Regions from separate parts of the Homo sapiens genome. Here regions 2 and 3 are each linked to region 1. Evidence: chromatin loops called from intact Hi-C (ENCODE). Cell type or tissue: GM12878. All regions are shown on one strand.

Evidence for each region. Hi-C counts contacts between places; a loop is a spot of excess contacts. Peaks named below come from ENCODE experiments on the same cell type or tissue, not always from the same donor. Only the 100,000 strongest peaks of a DNase experiment are listed, where the experiment ranks them.
Region 2: it touches region 1 in a loop (3-fold over the local background); 2 of 110 quality-filtered maps call a loop at or near these places.
Region 3: a loop joins it to region 1, with 2.3 times the contacts of the local background. A loop is called at or near these places in 3 of 110 quality-filtered maps.

Annotation. Positions count from the first base shown.
Region 1 is chr5:124,451,010-124,456,009 of GRCh38, forward strand. No RefSeq gene overlaps it. Among named protein-coding and RNA genes, the nearest start is that of LINC01170, 15 kb to the left of the region's middle. In GM12878, no CTCF peak of the experiment used is centred here; DNase peaks (open chromatin) are centred at 2,376 and 2,792; H3K27ac peaks cover 294 bases.
Region 2 is chr5:124,723,029-124,728,028 of GRCh38, forward strand. The region is part of intron 2 of ZNF608 (zinc finger protein 608); the gene reads right to left. Among named protein-coding and RNA genes, the nearest start is that of ZNF608, 21 kb to the right of the region's middle. In GM12878, a CTCF peak has its summit at 2,120; no DNase peak of the experiment used is centred here; H3K4me3 peaks cover 731 bases; H3K27ac peaks cover 2,125 bases.
Region 3 is chr5:124,522,660-124,527,659 of GRCh38, forward strand. No RefSeq gene overlaps it. Among named protein-coding and RNA genes, the nearest start is that of LINC01170, 87 kb to the left of the region's middle. In GM12878, a CTCF peak has its summit at 2,080; a DNase peak (open chromatin) is centred at 2,112.

The sequences.
Region 1 (5,000 bases):
ACTGCCACAAATATAGCATTTCCTCCTTCACTCAGGGACTTGGCCTTGTTCCCTTTGTCCAGAGTGCCCCCCTCCCACCTGCTTTTCCCATCTACCTTTTGATTACCCCTCAGAAAGGGCCCCCTTGATGGCTCTGCCTAAAGTGGGGCCCCTGGGGATGCTCTACCTTACACAGCTTATAATTCCTTTCTTTATTTTATATTTTCTTGGTTTTTAAAAAATCTTCCCCCAACTCACAAGAAGCTCCATAAGAAGTGAACCAAGTCTGTCTTGTTCTTCCTGGTGTTTTCAGGGCCCAGATAGCACCCAGCATGGTGGAGCCACTCAATACCTCTTAATTAATTCACACACTCACTAGAGTTTCTTTAAGTATCTTAAGTGGGGCAAGAATCCCCAGATTCAAAGATCAATTATTTCTAAAAGGGAAAATGTGATTTTTGTAAATCACCAAAAAAATCTACAAGTGTTAAGTAAAGGCGCTACTGAGGGAAGTGGAGATGGAAGGAGGGGGAGGATTTCCTTGACCAAACAGAAATGCAGCTTAGGAGAAGCTTAGCTTGGCAGAAAAAAATAGCATCATGGTCAGTCCATCTATCAGCTAATGGGGCATACTGGACCCCCTTGACCCATAAATTGAATAAGAAATTTAATTCAATAAACATATTTAAAATCCTAGTCAAAGGAATCAAGATCAAAAACTCTGATATATAGGAACAGTATGGAGAATTAAATCATATAGTATGAAAAAAATGTAAACGCATCACCTAAACTGATGGGCTTTCTCAAGAAAAGCATCAAATTGACTTTGTCCCTGATGTTTCCGAGATGCTCACGGAAAACAAGAGCATTTGCTGCCACTTATCAAGACTTCCAGTTTATGCTTTCTAACAGGCAGCAAGGACAGCACTGTTGAAATGCTGGGTTCAATAAGGACTTTGTTCAGTGTAATCCTGGGGCCAGTAAATTCAACAGCGACAGCATAAAGACATAATTTGATGCTCTTTGCTATAGAACTCCACATATCTCTGCCTGATGCCCTCGGCCACTTTATTTATTTGCTACATTCCAGAGTCTTAGTTATTAAGTTGTGCTTTACACTGTACACCCCAAACACTCCATTTGTTCATTCATTCACTCATTCGGCAATTCAACAAGCCTATCTCAAGAGCCTACAAAATGCCAGGCACTGTTCCAGGGGCTAAAGATAGAGCAGGGAACAAAGCAGACAAGGCCCAGATCTCCTGGAGTTTTCAAAAATACAGGGGATGATGAATGATAAGTATCTTCCCAAGCTAAGAAACTAGGGGCTGCACGAAGGAAACAAAACAAGGGAATCAAAGAAAAGGGTGAGTGGGGTCACATGTGGGTAAAAATGGAGAACTTAAGGGAGAGCAGAAACTCTGGTGGGGGAAAGGGGTCTCTGAAAAAGACGTGCTTGAGCTGAGGAAGAACAATGTCTCACAGAGAATCGCACAAATGACCCATGGCCCAGGGTCAGTGTGGCTGAGCAGAGTGAGTGGTGTGTGGTGAGCAGGAAGGCAGGGATAGGCCAGATCATAGAGTACTGAGGGGCCACAATGAAGGAGTCTGATACATTTGAACTGCCTGTCCAGGCAGATCCTCTCTCTATACTCTCGCGCGTGCGTGTGTGTGTGTGTACATGCATGTGCACGCACAGGAGGAGGTTTATATAGCTATCAGCACTCCCTTGTCCTTTGGCTTCTGCTTGTGTTGAGCCACTGCCCCACTTCCCCTGGTTTGCAGAGTGCAGAGGGTAGGAAGAGAATGAGGGTCGCTGTGGACAGGCTGTGACTCTCCACAGAAGGTCAAAGCTCCTGTCAGGAGCTCTTTCCACACAATTCTCTCTCTGGGCTCCTATAATTGCTCACCCGCACTGTCCTCTTCAGGCCTGGGATAATAATGGCCCTGCATTCTTAATGCCCCTTAGGGGTGCTACACCAGCCTTAGTCACTTTTTGAAAACCCTGTTCATGTTCTCCTAGAAATTTTCATCAAACACCCAGCCTGAAAGTACTCTTCCTGCCAGGACCTTGACTGATAGATTCTATTCTGAAATCACTGCACCAAGCCACTCTCTCACCTTCAGCAGTTACCTTTTGCTACCTCCTTAGTCTTGGTAAGCCACTTGCTGGAAGCTGGTTTCTGTAAGTGGCATGTAACTCCACATAACATCACCTTTGGAATTTTTAGAAGTTTCTGGGTCAATTAAATGTCATCCAGCTCCTATGGTTCCCTTTTTTTGCACAAAGCTTCCCTGAGATCAGAGCTCTCTTTAGGGTGATGCAAGTCATACCAATAAAATGATTCAGGACAGAATTTTGAAACTAAAAGGCAGTGTGGTATAGAAAGACCTCTGAATTTGTACTTTAACTGTGTGACTCTTGGCAAGTAAGTTTCCTCATCCTTAAGGTAGTAATGATAATAATGTGCAGCGATAAATTTATTTCTCAACACTGGCCTCATTGGGCCATTTTGAGGATGTAGCAGAGATTACTCCAGCATCAACTTCTTTGCTTCACTGATTCTGAGACACAGAGTATAAACAAAACCCAGGACGACTCATGTTTTTGTCACTCCTTAAAATTGTGAGGTCCCCACAAGTGTTATAATACATCGATTATTATATTAGTCATCACGAGCTGCCATAACAAAATACCAGACTGGGTGGCTTAGACCACAGAGGTTGATTTCTCACAGTGAAGGAGCCTGGGAAGTCCAGGTTTGGGGTTGCCAGCATGGTTTGTTTCCTGCTGAGGGCTCTCTGCTTGGCTTTCAGACAAGAGCCTTCTTGCTGTGTCCTCACATGGAGAGAGACAGCTCTGATCTCTCTTCCTCTTTTTATAAGGGCACCAGCCTTGTGAGATTAGGAACCCACTCTTTAACTTCATTTAGCCTTTATCATCTCATGGGTCCTATCTCCAAATATAGTCACATTGGGGGTTTCGGTTTCAACCTATGAATTTTGGGCAGATGCAAACACTCAGTTCACAACAGTCATCTAAACCAACTGCATGATAACCATTACCCAAACATTATCTATTTCTCTCAGGAACGGCAACACAGATGATTTGGAATTCCACTAGATTAAAAGCTCTTTTCCTCTACAACATATAATGATGCATGCTGAAGATTATGATTAAAAATACTGAGTTAGGTTTAGTAATTTATATAAATAACTTACTTAGAATACACGTACAAAACTAAATCAAAGAACCACTGTCCAATTTATGCAACTACTCAGTGTCTGAAAATCTAAATTCCTAAGATTGCCACGACTTTGCTAAGATTTTAACCAAAAATCTTGACCAGCATGAGAAATATTGCCTTGTATGACTGTCATACACATTCCTGCTTTAGTAAGGAATGAAATTTTTTAACTATTAAAAAAAAAGGCAAGAAACTTGAGAATTTGAGAATGGAATACTTCACAGCAGTTTTTTAATTAACCAGATTTACATGTTTCAACAGGAATAAACCTTAAAAGCGAGTATAACCCACATAAGCAAAATTGTTTCAAAAATTAAACAAAATACAGTTGGATACTGCAACTTCCTATAAAACTAACTCACCTCTGCCTTTCTGAATAAAAATGAAATGGAATAAAACAAATCAGTCTTCGACTGCTTCCTCTGTCTGTGACCACATACCGTCGTTTAGGCTAATCTTTTACATTTTTTTCCCCGTCCCTTTCATTTCAAAAATAAAGATAATAATATTCAATATTTAGAATGTCCATCATGGAGAACTGCTGGCAGCATAAAAAGAGAATCATGTGACTTTTACAATATAAAATTCTCCATTTGAAGGATATTTGTGTATAAGGCTCTATAGTTCAGTATCAACTAACATTTATTTAATACTATGTGCCAGATATTACAGTAGGCACTTTTGTTTTCAATTTATATTTACCTTTTACAACTCATCCGATTTTGGCACACTGGCAACTGAGAATGTTGAGGGGCACACATAAAAAAATACTTTTTAGGAGATCCACAGTTATGGAGCAATCACGTAAGACTTCACCTTGAAATATCTTTATTTTATTTTATTTTTTACTGCCCTGAAAGATGGGGTTAACAATATGGCACATGTATACCTATGTAACAAACCTGCACATTGTGCTCATGTACCCTAGAACTTAAAGTGTAATAAAAAGATAAATTAATTAAAAAAAAAGATGGGATTAAGACAGCAAATAATCCAGGTAGTCAGGAGAACTTAATGAAACAGCCGTTCTGCTCTGCCTAACTTTCCCACCTTCCCTTGCTGGGGCACCACTGCCCATGGGTGGAGCTGCCAATTAAGTCAGAGCCTCAGGGTGACACACAACTACTGAGCCAACAGACATCCAACAAGTACTCTCTGTATCCAGAAACACTAACTTATCTAAGAGCAGAGAATTCACAGGAACCCTATAATCGTCAGTTAGGTAAGAAAAATAAAACCAATTTTGAAAGTTTGCTGGGGAATAACATCGATGTTTAAAAGTCACTGAAGTGGAGAATGTTCCACTACATCATTAGAAGGAAGGGGGGTGCTCCTGAAACCTAGCAAACCAAAATCTTAAATCACTCCTTAGTTTACCGCATGTTATTTGCCTCATCAAAGGTCTTTGCAATCATAAAAATTTGTTTCTTAAAACTCGAACCCCATCTTGCAAGACAGAAGATCAAAGAGCTTCCCAGAGTGTTTGGGATTGGGAAATTCTTTTTTCCATTTGTAGGTTTTGCATCAAAACAGATGCAGCAAGAAAAGCCGCATCTCAATGCCGTTGTGACTTTATGAAGGTGGACAATCCTGGTTGAGCAGAGATATTGCAGATGTCTCCCCTGTCATGGAGGATAACCTGCCTTCCCAGGTAGGTGGAGCTCAACCACAGCAGAGGGTGATATGTGGAAAGCATTATTCTGAAGGAGGAAGAACTAATTCACCCTGTCACCTTTCTTCGTTAAGGAAAGATAACAATTTGAGAACTCGTGT
Region 2 (5,000 bases), 270 kb after region 1:
AAAATTTTTTTTTTTTTTTTGAGACAAGGTCTTTCTGTGTTTCCCAGGCTGGAGTGCAGTGGCACGATCTTGGCTCACTGCAGCCTCCGCCTCCCCAGTTCAAGCAATTCTCGGTTCTCAGCCTCTCAAATAGGTGGGATTACAGGCACGCGACACCACTCCCAGCTACAAGGTTTCTCCATATTGGCCAGGCTGGTTTTGCATTCCTGGTCTCAGGTGATTCACCCGCCTCTGCCTCCCAAAGTACTGGGATTATAGGCGTGAGCCGCGCCCTGCCTTATAGTCAGATTTATAATTCATTGCCTTTTATGGCTAAGGGGTTTTGTATTGGTTTAGGGAGACATTTCTTACTCCAAGGTTAATAAATAAAAATGTTTGGCTGGGCACAGTGGCTCACCCCTGTAATCCCAGCACTTTGGGAGGCCAAGGTGGGTGGATCACCTGAGGCCAGGAGTTCAGGACCAGCCCAGCCAACATGGTGAAACCCCATCTCTACTAGAAGTACAAAAATTAACCAGTCATGGTGGTGGGCACCTGTAATTCCAGCCACTCGAGAGGCTGAGGCAGGAGAATCACTTGAACCCAGGAGGCAGAGGTTGCAATGACCAGAGATCGTGCCACTGCACTCCAGCCTGGGTGATGGAGTGAGACGCTGACTCCATCAATCAATGAATCTGACTATACAGTTTAAGATATTTGCACGGAGTAGGGGGAGGAACAGCATAAACAGAATCAAACGACAAATGAAGAGATGGGAAAAAATATTTGCAAAGCACATAAAAAAATTTGCAAAACACATGAAAAAATTATATATTTAATTATTATACACTGAAATACTTTAAAATAAGAAATGGCCAACAACTCACTAGATAATCAAAGGTTATAAATTATCAATATTTAGGAAAATAAATACAATGGCTTGTACCCATGAAAAATGCAAATTAAAATAATAGATTACTATCAGATTAGCACAGATTAAAGCCAGAAAATTATAACTCACAGTATTAAATTGTAGAAACTACAGGCAATTCATGTTCCACCATTGCTGGGAATGCAAACGGATGCAATCAAGTTGGGGGGCAATTAAATTTTGAAACACACATGTGCAAAGATGTTCAAAGGAACATTTTAAAGGTGCAGATCAGTTTCTTTAATATGCTGTGATTTGTATAAGGGGACAAAAATATAAATATATATTCTTGAACATACGGGGACTATTTCGAGGACATACAAAACTGTTCAAAATAATTGGCTCTAGGGAACAGTCTGGGGGGCATAAGGGGGAAGTAAAACCTACTTTTCATTATATAACATTTTAGTGTAGTTTGAACTTTTACCAATTTCTGACCTCTTTTTTTAATTTAAAAAAAATAGTCAAAAAGTAATAAATGCAACTAATTTCTCAGGGCTCTGGACCAGTCTCCTAAGTAGGAGACATGGTCAAACCCAGGGAGTATGCAAAGAGTGCAAAAAAAAAAAAAAAAAAAGACTGGCATTTCTATTTATATTATTACCTCATCATTTCCAATTTTTTGTTATTTGTAACTTTAGTAAACATCAGCTATATTAATTCAACAGCACGTGTGTGTGTGTGTGTGTGTGTGTGTACACAACCAGAGACACCTGGAATACGTTCTCTGGGGAAAGTAATACTCTTTCAATTAATGTCTTCAGAGAAAGGTACCATTTTGTCCACTCTCTGAAAAAGGACTCAGTATTTACGATCTTGCATGTGAAATCAGTTAATATAATTCACACGGGGTAACATCATCTCCCTCAACCACTGAGAAATGAGAATGAAATCAAAAGCCAGAGGTTAAGCTTAGGATCAGTTCCCACACACTGAGATACGTTTAGAACTTAAGTCACAGCCTGTCCCTCCTCTGCGCAAAGCCCCCCAGTCTCTCCCACCTTTCTGAGTCTTACTTGGTTCTGGAAGGCTCTCTGGAGCCTGGCCTCAAGCTCCATCTTAGATTTCATCTTCTGGAACTCTCCTCTCTCCCTCATCCAGCTTCAGTCACTCTGGTGTCTCCTCAAACACACCAAATACACTCTCCCTCTCCTCGACCCCCGGGGGGATTGTACACAGGTCCTGGGTCTAAAAAGTTCCCTCCACAAGGGGGCCAAATGGCTCCTAACTGTACTCAGGTCCCTACTCAAACATAAACAAATAAAATTCTTCTTTTCCACCATCTCTTTCTACCACCTTCTCCTGCTTGATTCTCCCTTATAGCACGTAACGCCAACCAAAATATATTTATTTGTCTGGAATAAATTTGAATATAAGCTTCATGATAGCAGAGACTTGGTTTCTTCACTACTGTACCTCCAGGACCCAGACTGTGCTAGGCATATAATAGACATTCAAAAAAATGTTTGCTGAGGAAATATTTTTACTAGGTATTTTTGCTGGGTAAACAAAGTAAGGAATGAATAAAGGAATGAACAAATGAAAGAACAGATTGAGACCTGCTTTTATACCTCCCCCATTCTAATTATTTTTGCTGTCAGAACACAAAATGGCCAAAGCTTCTAAACTGTAGGAGGAGGCAAGGAAATGAATATTTAACTGCTGTCTATGACATGTGTATTTTTTTTAATCCCTTAACACAGCAACAATACCCTGCACAGTGATAAAATGAAAACGCTCTAGTTTTTTCCTAGAAAAAACTGTACCACTCCTAAATCTGTACATATTCTCTGACTTTCTCCTGTTATAATGGAGGACTGTCCTAGCTCCAGAGACCCATGGATGCACCCTATTTCAGGACACTGTCTCCTCTCTCTCTCTAGTATGGACAGCTCTTCTCCACCCCTCTCTCATCATTCCCATCAGCATACAAACAGGCTGTGAGAGTTCTCCACTTTAAAAAATGACAGATATTCCCTGATCTCTTTGCCCCTTATAGAAAAGGGTGCTATATTCATAGTGTCCTGTTTTTTCTCACCTCCCACAAAAAATCCAAGCACTCTAATCAAACTTTTTATTTCCCCATCACTACCCTTTACCCCAGAAACGATTTGTGCTAATGTCACCAAAAATCAATTCTGAGTCTCATTTTAACCTGACTTCTTGGCAGCAATTGACACAGCTGATCACACCTTCCTTGCTAGAATTTCTTCCATTGCTTTCCAGAAACACCAGACTGGCTGGGTTTTCTTCCCCCTCAATGGACACGGCGCTGGCTCCTACTGCTCCATAGCCCACCTCTGGGCCCTAGTCTTTTCCATTGGAACTAACTCTAGAGGTGACCTCTTCCAGCCCAATAACTTTAAAGCCCACCTATTTGCCCATAGGTGTCTCCAGCCCTGGCCTTCCTGTGGAAGGACCATAATCACTTGGCAGCCACAGGATATATCAAAAATGAGTCACAACTCTTGATTCCATCCACCTCCAAAATCCAGGTATTTTCCTTAATTCTCATTCTTTCACAACTCCACATATATCCATATCCTCATTATCTCAGGACAACGTGACCATTTCTTGCCACTTCCCACCACTTCCATGCCTACCAAAGAAGCCTATCTTCTCTCACCAGGACCACTGAAAAAGTCTTGCAACTGATTTCCCTTGTCCTCTTCTTGCCTCTCTACAGTCAATTCTCTATACAACAGTCAACAGTAAGATTTGTTTAAAAAAAAAAAAAAAAAAAAAAGTCACTGCCTTGCTCAAAATTCTGAAATGGTTTCTCATCGCATTCAAGCTAAAATCCAAATTCCTTACCATGGCCTACAAGGCCCTGCATGACCTGGCCTCTGCCCAACTCCGAGTCCAATCTGGACATGGGCTGTGCGCCCAACACATATGTGTTACCTGAGTGGATTTAACAGCATGTGCAGTCGGTCAAGAAACAGACTAGGAAGCATCTCCAGACAAAAAAAAAGTGCAAACATCCAACCAACTGGGATTCCGGGCTTTGGATCCTCTCTCAATTCAGCATCAGTTGCTGTATCTGCTCTTTCTCTCCCATCTCAAGCTTGTACTTAACACAGGCCTCTACCCTGTAACAGAGCTTCAAAATCACAGTGAGATCCTACACTTCAACTTCATCCCTTTACCTATAGTTCCTAGCACCAAAGGTCTTACAGTGACAGCAACAGAGTTTTGCAACAAGTGGGCAAATCTCCTCCAGTAAATTTCTTCTCCACTGTGTTCTAAATGTGCCAGGATTTTCAATAGAAAATTTCACAACCCTGTGCTCTGTCAACTCTAAAACCCTCTCCTCTCCCCAAGTCAAGGCTTCAGAGGAAATAAAAAAGTATCACTGCTTATACAGGCTGTACTGAGTTTATCACATCCATTATCTTTCTGACTTCTGTCCTTGGGATTCCAGTTGGTCTTGACCTTGTATAGCTGCCCTCACAGTATCTTTGTCAGTTTATGCATACTACTTCTATTATTTCTCTTTCTCAAATCAATTTCATTGGGTATGTTAGAAATATGCAGAAATTCTAGAAATGAATGTATATGTAAAAAGATATTAACAAATATGGAAAAAAGAAATATATAACATATATACTACTCTCAAGATGGTATCAATCCTCAAGATCTCATTTTCTTATTAGGTCCTTATTGAACTTCACTTCTTAGTTATAAAAGTCCCTTAAAAAAAAAAATCAGACCAAAAAAAAAAAAAAAAAACCACACACATCAGATACAGCTTCAGCCTCATCAGTTGTATCTTGTTGCCAGCTCCAGGTATCCTTTTTTTTTTTTTTTTTTTTTTTAAGACAGAGTTTCATTCTTGTTGCCCAGGCTAGAGTGCAATGGCATGACCTCGGCTCACCACAACCTCCATCTCCCGGGTTAAAGCGATTCTCTTGCCTCAGCCTCCCAAGTAGCTGGGATTACAGGCATGTGCCACCATGCCCGACTAATTTTGTATTTTTAGTAGAGACAGGGTTTGTCCATGTTGGTCGGGCTGGTCTCGAACTCTCGACCTCAGGTGATCTGCCCGCCTCGGCTTCCCAAAGTCCTGGGATTACAGGGGGTGAGCCAC
Region 3 (5,000 bases), 72 kb after region 1:
AGATCAGAAGGAACAAACTCCAGACACGCCGCCTTTAAGAACTGTAACACTCACCGCGAGGGTCCGTGGCTTCATTCTTGAAGTCAGTGAGACCACGAACTCACCAATTCCGGACACAGATGTGTCCACTTGAAGAATGAAGGTCAGAGGTACCTCTAACTGCAAAGGAATCTGTGAGATACAGTTTCCAGCTTACCAGGCTACCATGTCTAGGAGGACATGCTAGAAAGAAGAGGTCTTAAGCAGGAAGATCTGCAGCATCTGCCACATTGACCCTCTGCTACCCATGCTTGTTGGTCTCTAAACTAAAGGCAAGGTTGCAAGGGTATTTGCTTGTTATAAAGTAATATGTTTGTTCTTGGGAAATTACAATCCAGATTTCATCTTAAACACATAAATCAGGTTCCCACTGGAACTCCCTTCCTCTTCAGCCAAAGACCATCAGGAAAATTGGCAAGAAAAATTGTCTCTGAGTAAAAGCAAGAAGGCTTGCCCAGGGACTGCCCTCTCCTCAATTTTCTGGAGATGTGGATTGGCATGAAGAGAAGAACAGGAATATTTCTCAAGCTCATAAAACAAAAGCTCTGTAAAATACCCAGGCATAGCCAAAGCCTTGATCTCAGGGGCTGGACATTTAATTAGGGATTCTGAGAGTTTAGTAACAAACGATCTGATTGGCAAGACTCCTTTTAGACCACTTAAAATGTGCATGGACTGTCTCAGGAGTGCAAACTGGAGGAAAGCTTGGGGTCAGGAGCAATAAGACTGTGATAAAAAGAAGCAGAGCTTAAGTGTTTTGTTACTAATCTAGACCTGGGTTTTGTCTGTCTGTTTGTTTGTTAGAAATGAAGTCTTGCTCTGTTGCCCAGGCTAGAGTGCAATGACATAATGGTAGCCCATTGCAGACTCGAACTCCTGGGCTCAAGCAATCCTCCTGCCTCAGTATTCTAAGTAGCTAGGACTACAGGTGCATGCCACCACACCCAGCTAATTTTTTTTATTTTTTGTAGAGATGGGGTCTGAATATGTTGCTCAGCCTGATCTTGAACTCCTGGGCTCAAACAATCCTCCTACCTCAGGCACCCAAAGTGTTGGGATTACAGGGGTGAGCCACTGCACCCAGCTTGGACTCAGTTATTTGGCTTCCACTCTGACTAAGGTTATCTTCAAGGTGCAAAACCACCACAACACTGTACATACTCAAAGTTAACTGGTCCCATTTCCCTTGCTCCAGTTTTTCTATGATTAACAAGACATTAGTAATAAATTAAGGGCTTTTTCCACATGAAGCTCGAAGAGCTATTTGCTTGCTTGTTTTAGTTCCATCATCAAAGACCTTCAGCAGAGACGCGAATCCAAGTATTAATTCTCATGAAAATTCATAACAACATTGGATATTGTCATCTCTAAGGAAAGAAGTACGTGTGACTCTGAGGGTTGCCCTGCCTTTCTGAATACAGTTGACCTTCTGTTAATCATTCTTGTTAGTCATTAAACCAGAGTTATCATAAAATAATGTGTTTGTTAATTGGAAATTAGAATCCCAAAGCAAAGCTGACTTCATCTCTAAAATCACAAGGATCCGGATATAAATCAAGCCTCCACTGGAAGCTGCCATGGGTAACCATGAAATTCAAAATGACATTGCTGTCCTAGAAAAACCTTTGGCCTACTTTCTATTAGGAAAGATCAGAAAAGAGCTTATTTCCCATTTGAAAGAGTGAGTTCTCCTGTTGACAAGAAGATTCTAGGACCACAACCGCAATTTGGAAATGAGAGAAGTCTATTGCTGTAGTACTCTCTTTCTGGAATCTCTTCCATGTAAAACTTCAAGGAACATAGGCCAAACAGTTGGTATGGTTGGGTTTCCAAAGGGCTGTGAAGGCTCCCTTTGTATTTTCTCTGCTTTTAACCTCAGTGTGACTACTCCGTTTGGAAAAGTCACCAGGACTTTGACATGGGCTAAGACTGAAGCCCATCAAGCCCCGAAAGCAGTATGCCATTACAACTGTACCTTCTGAGGCGGTGCACGACTTTTCTCCACTACAAGAACAATGAGATGACTCTCTTTCTGGCCACCAGGAGGTCTCTGAGTTTCACTTCTGCTATGACTCCCTCCACCAGAGCTGATAAAGGCAGCAGAGATGAAGCAGCAGGTAGCTCCCTTTGCAGGTCTGGCACTGCCCTAAATGAATATGAGAAAGCCTCTGGCTAACGTCAGCTTGGCATCCCTGTCAAAATCTCCCCTTTATGTTTTCATTGTGCATCCATTTTGCCTTCTTTGTCTTGCCTTTCCAGTTTCCGTGGATCTCCAGGTTGCTGACCACCTGCTCAGGCTTTGTAGCCACCTGCATTAATATCCCTTTGACATCTACTTCCTCCTAACACCAAACTGCTAGACTCTTTCCAGAAACCTTTGTTCTGAGCCCTGCTGTCAATTTATACTCTTATCTGCTCACCTGTCCCCAGGCCCTCCAGTTCTGCTTTGAATATAAGCCTTCTCCCTCATGTTTCCACCCCATACCCAAGGATTCCACCACCATGCCAAGCCTCCATCCCCTACCAGGCCAGCACACCCTGGCCTTGGTCTCTCAATGTGAATTAAATCTCCATCTGCCTTCAATATTTCTCTAAATGGCTCTTTATCCAGCTTAACCCCTACATTTTTCACTGACTTAAGGATATGATCACACCTTACGAAGAGTTTATGCTATTCTGAACTGAACACCTGGAGAGGAATATGAGTACAATCAAATATAGTTATGAGCTGGATGCTCACCACATCCACACATGCTGTTAGCTTTTGATAGGTAAGATGCATTCCTAAGAATATTATGCTTCACCATAAAAACCCTAGGAGAAAACCTAGGCATTACCATTCAGGACATAGGCATGGGCAAGGACTTCATGTCTAAAACACCAAAAGCAATGGCAACAAAAGCCAAAATTGACAAATGGGATCTAATTAAACTAAAGAGCTTCTGCACAGCAAAAGAAACTACCATCAGAGTGAACAGGCAACCCACAAAATGGGAGAAAATTTTCACAACCTACTCATCTCACAAAGGGCTAATATCCAGAATCTACAATGAACTGAAACAAATTTACAAGAAAAAAACAAACAACCCCATCAAAAAGTGGGCAAAGGACATGAACAGACACTTTTCAAAAGAAGACATTTATGCAGCCAAAAAACACATGAAAAAATGCTCACCATCACTGGCCATCAGAGAAATGCAAATCAAAACCGCAATGAGATATCATCTCACACCAGTGAGAATGGCAATCATTAAAAAGTCAGGAAACAACAGGTGCTAGAGAGGATGTGGAGAAATAGGAACACTTTTACACTGTTGGTGGGACTGTAAACTAGTTCAACCCTTGTGGAAGTCACTGTGGCGATTCCTCAGGGATCTAGAACTAGAAATACCATTTGACCCAGCCATCCCATTACTGGGTATATACCCAAAGGACTATAAATCATGCTGCTATAAAGACACATGCACACATATGTTTATTGCGGCACTGTTCACAATAGCAAAGACTTGGAACCAACCCAAATGTCAAACAATCATAGACTGGATTAAGAAAATGTGGCACATATACACTACGGAATACTATGCAGCCATAAAAAATGATGAGTTCATGTCCTTTGCAGGGACATGGATGAAATTGGAAATCATCATTCTCAGTAAACTATCGCAAGAACAAAAAACCAAACACTGCATATTCTCACTCATAGGTGGGAATTGAACAATGAGAACACACGGACACAGGAAGGGGAACATCACACTCTGGGGACTGGTGTGGGGTGGGGGGAGGGGGGAGGGATAGCACTGGGAGATATACCTAATGCTAGATGACGAGTTAGTGGGTGCAGCGCACCAGCATGTCACATGTATACATATGTAACTAACCTGCACATTGTGCACATGTACCCTAAAACTTAAAGTATAATAAAAAAAAAAGATTAAAAAAAAAGAATACTATGCTTTAAAGATTTTGCTATTCAAGGAAATAATGACTTCTGATTGCTTTTCCTGCAATCCAAAATCATATCATTACTGCCAAAAAAAAAAATTCTGAAGTCCAGACATGAGACTACAAACTACTATATTCTCCTTTTATGCCTCCTGGCCTCACTGAACTGCAAAGGCAATTGGGAAGTGTAAGGTGTCTAGGCAGTCATTGTACAGCTTCCGTTACCATGAAGGAAATAGAAAAGTGGTTTTGGTGGACAGCTAGCAGTCTCCACAACTTGTTTACTAATTAATACCAAATATGTCAGTAATTCTGATTTTCCTATATGCCGTTCACAGACTTACAAACCAGAAGTCTCCTTATGGAAATCACCTTACTTCTTGTGCAAATGCGATTTTAAAATTTTTTATATCAGTCTTTTTTTTTCTTTTTTCACTGTATTTACTAATGGAATATGGAGATTCTACATGGCCCCATATTTTCTGCTCCATTGAAAAATGGCTTTTGAGACCAGTGTAATTTAAGGGTGGCCAAGAGGCAGTAAGATTTTTTTAAGCCTTCCATTCCATTTTTACACATAAGAAGGCAGCTTACAAAATGGCAACGCAAACCTATTGCAAGCAATGATGATTGCGTTCCCCATCTAGAGCGCTGCTGAGTCTCAGCAGCCTGGACTTCAAAGTTCATCGTTTGCTTATGGACTTTAGCCTGTTTTATCTCTGACTCCAGAAATAAAGCCTTTTGAAAGAATTTTGAGAATGAGGAAGGCTTTTTTGTCTCTCTCTATCTCAGACCAGCCCTAGTGTTTTATTGCACCCAATGTGCTAACTCAGCCATACCAGTATTGGAACAAGCTAAGGATTAAGAAATCCGGTTGGAGGCAGTCTGCAGTAGTGTGCAGTATTTACTGCCAGGCAGCTTCTATCAAGAGTGCCAGTGAAAAAATAGCCAGCACATCTATTATAGCAAAAAACTCCTGGAAGAGAGACCGGGGGTGTGGGGGTGCAGGGAAGGAACCA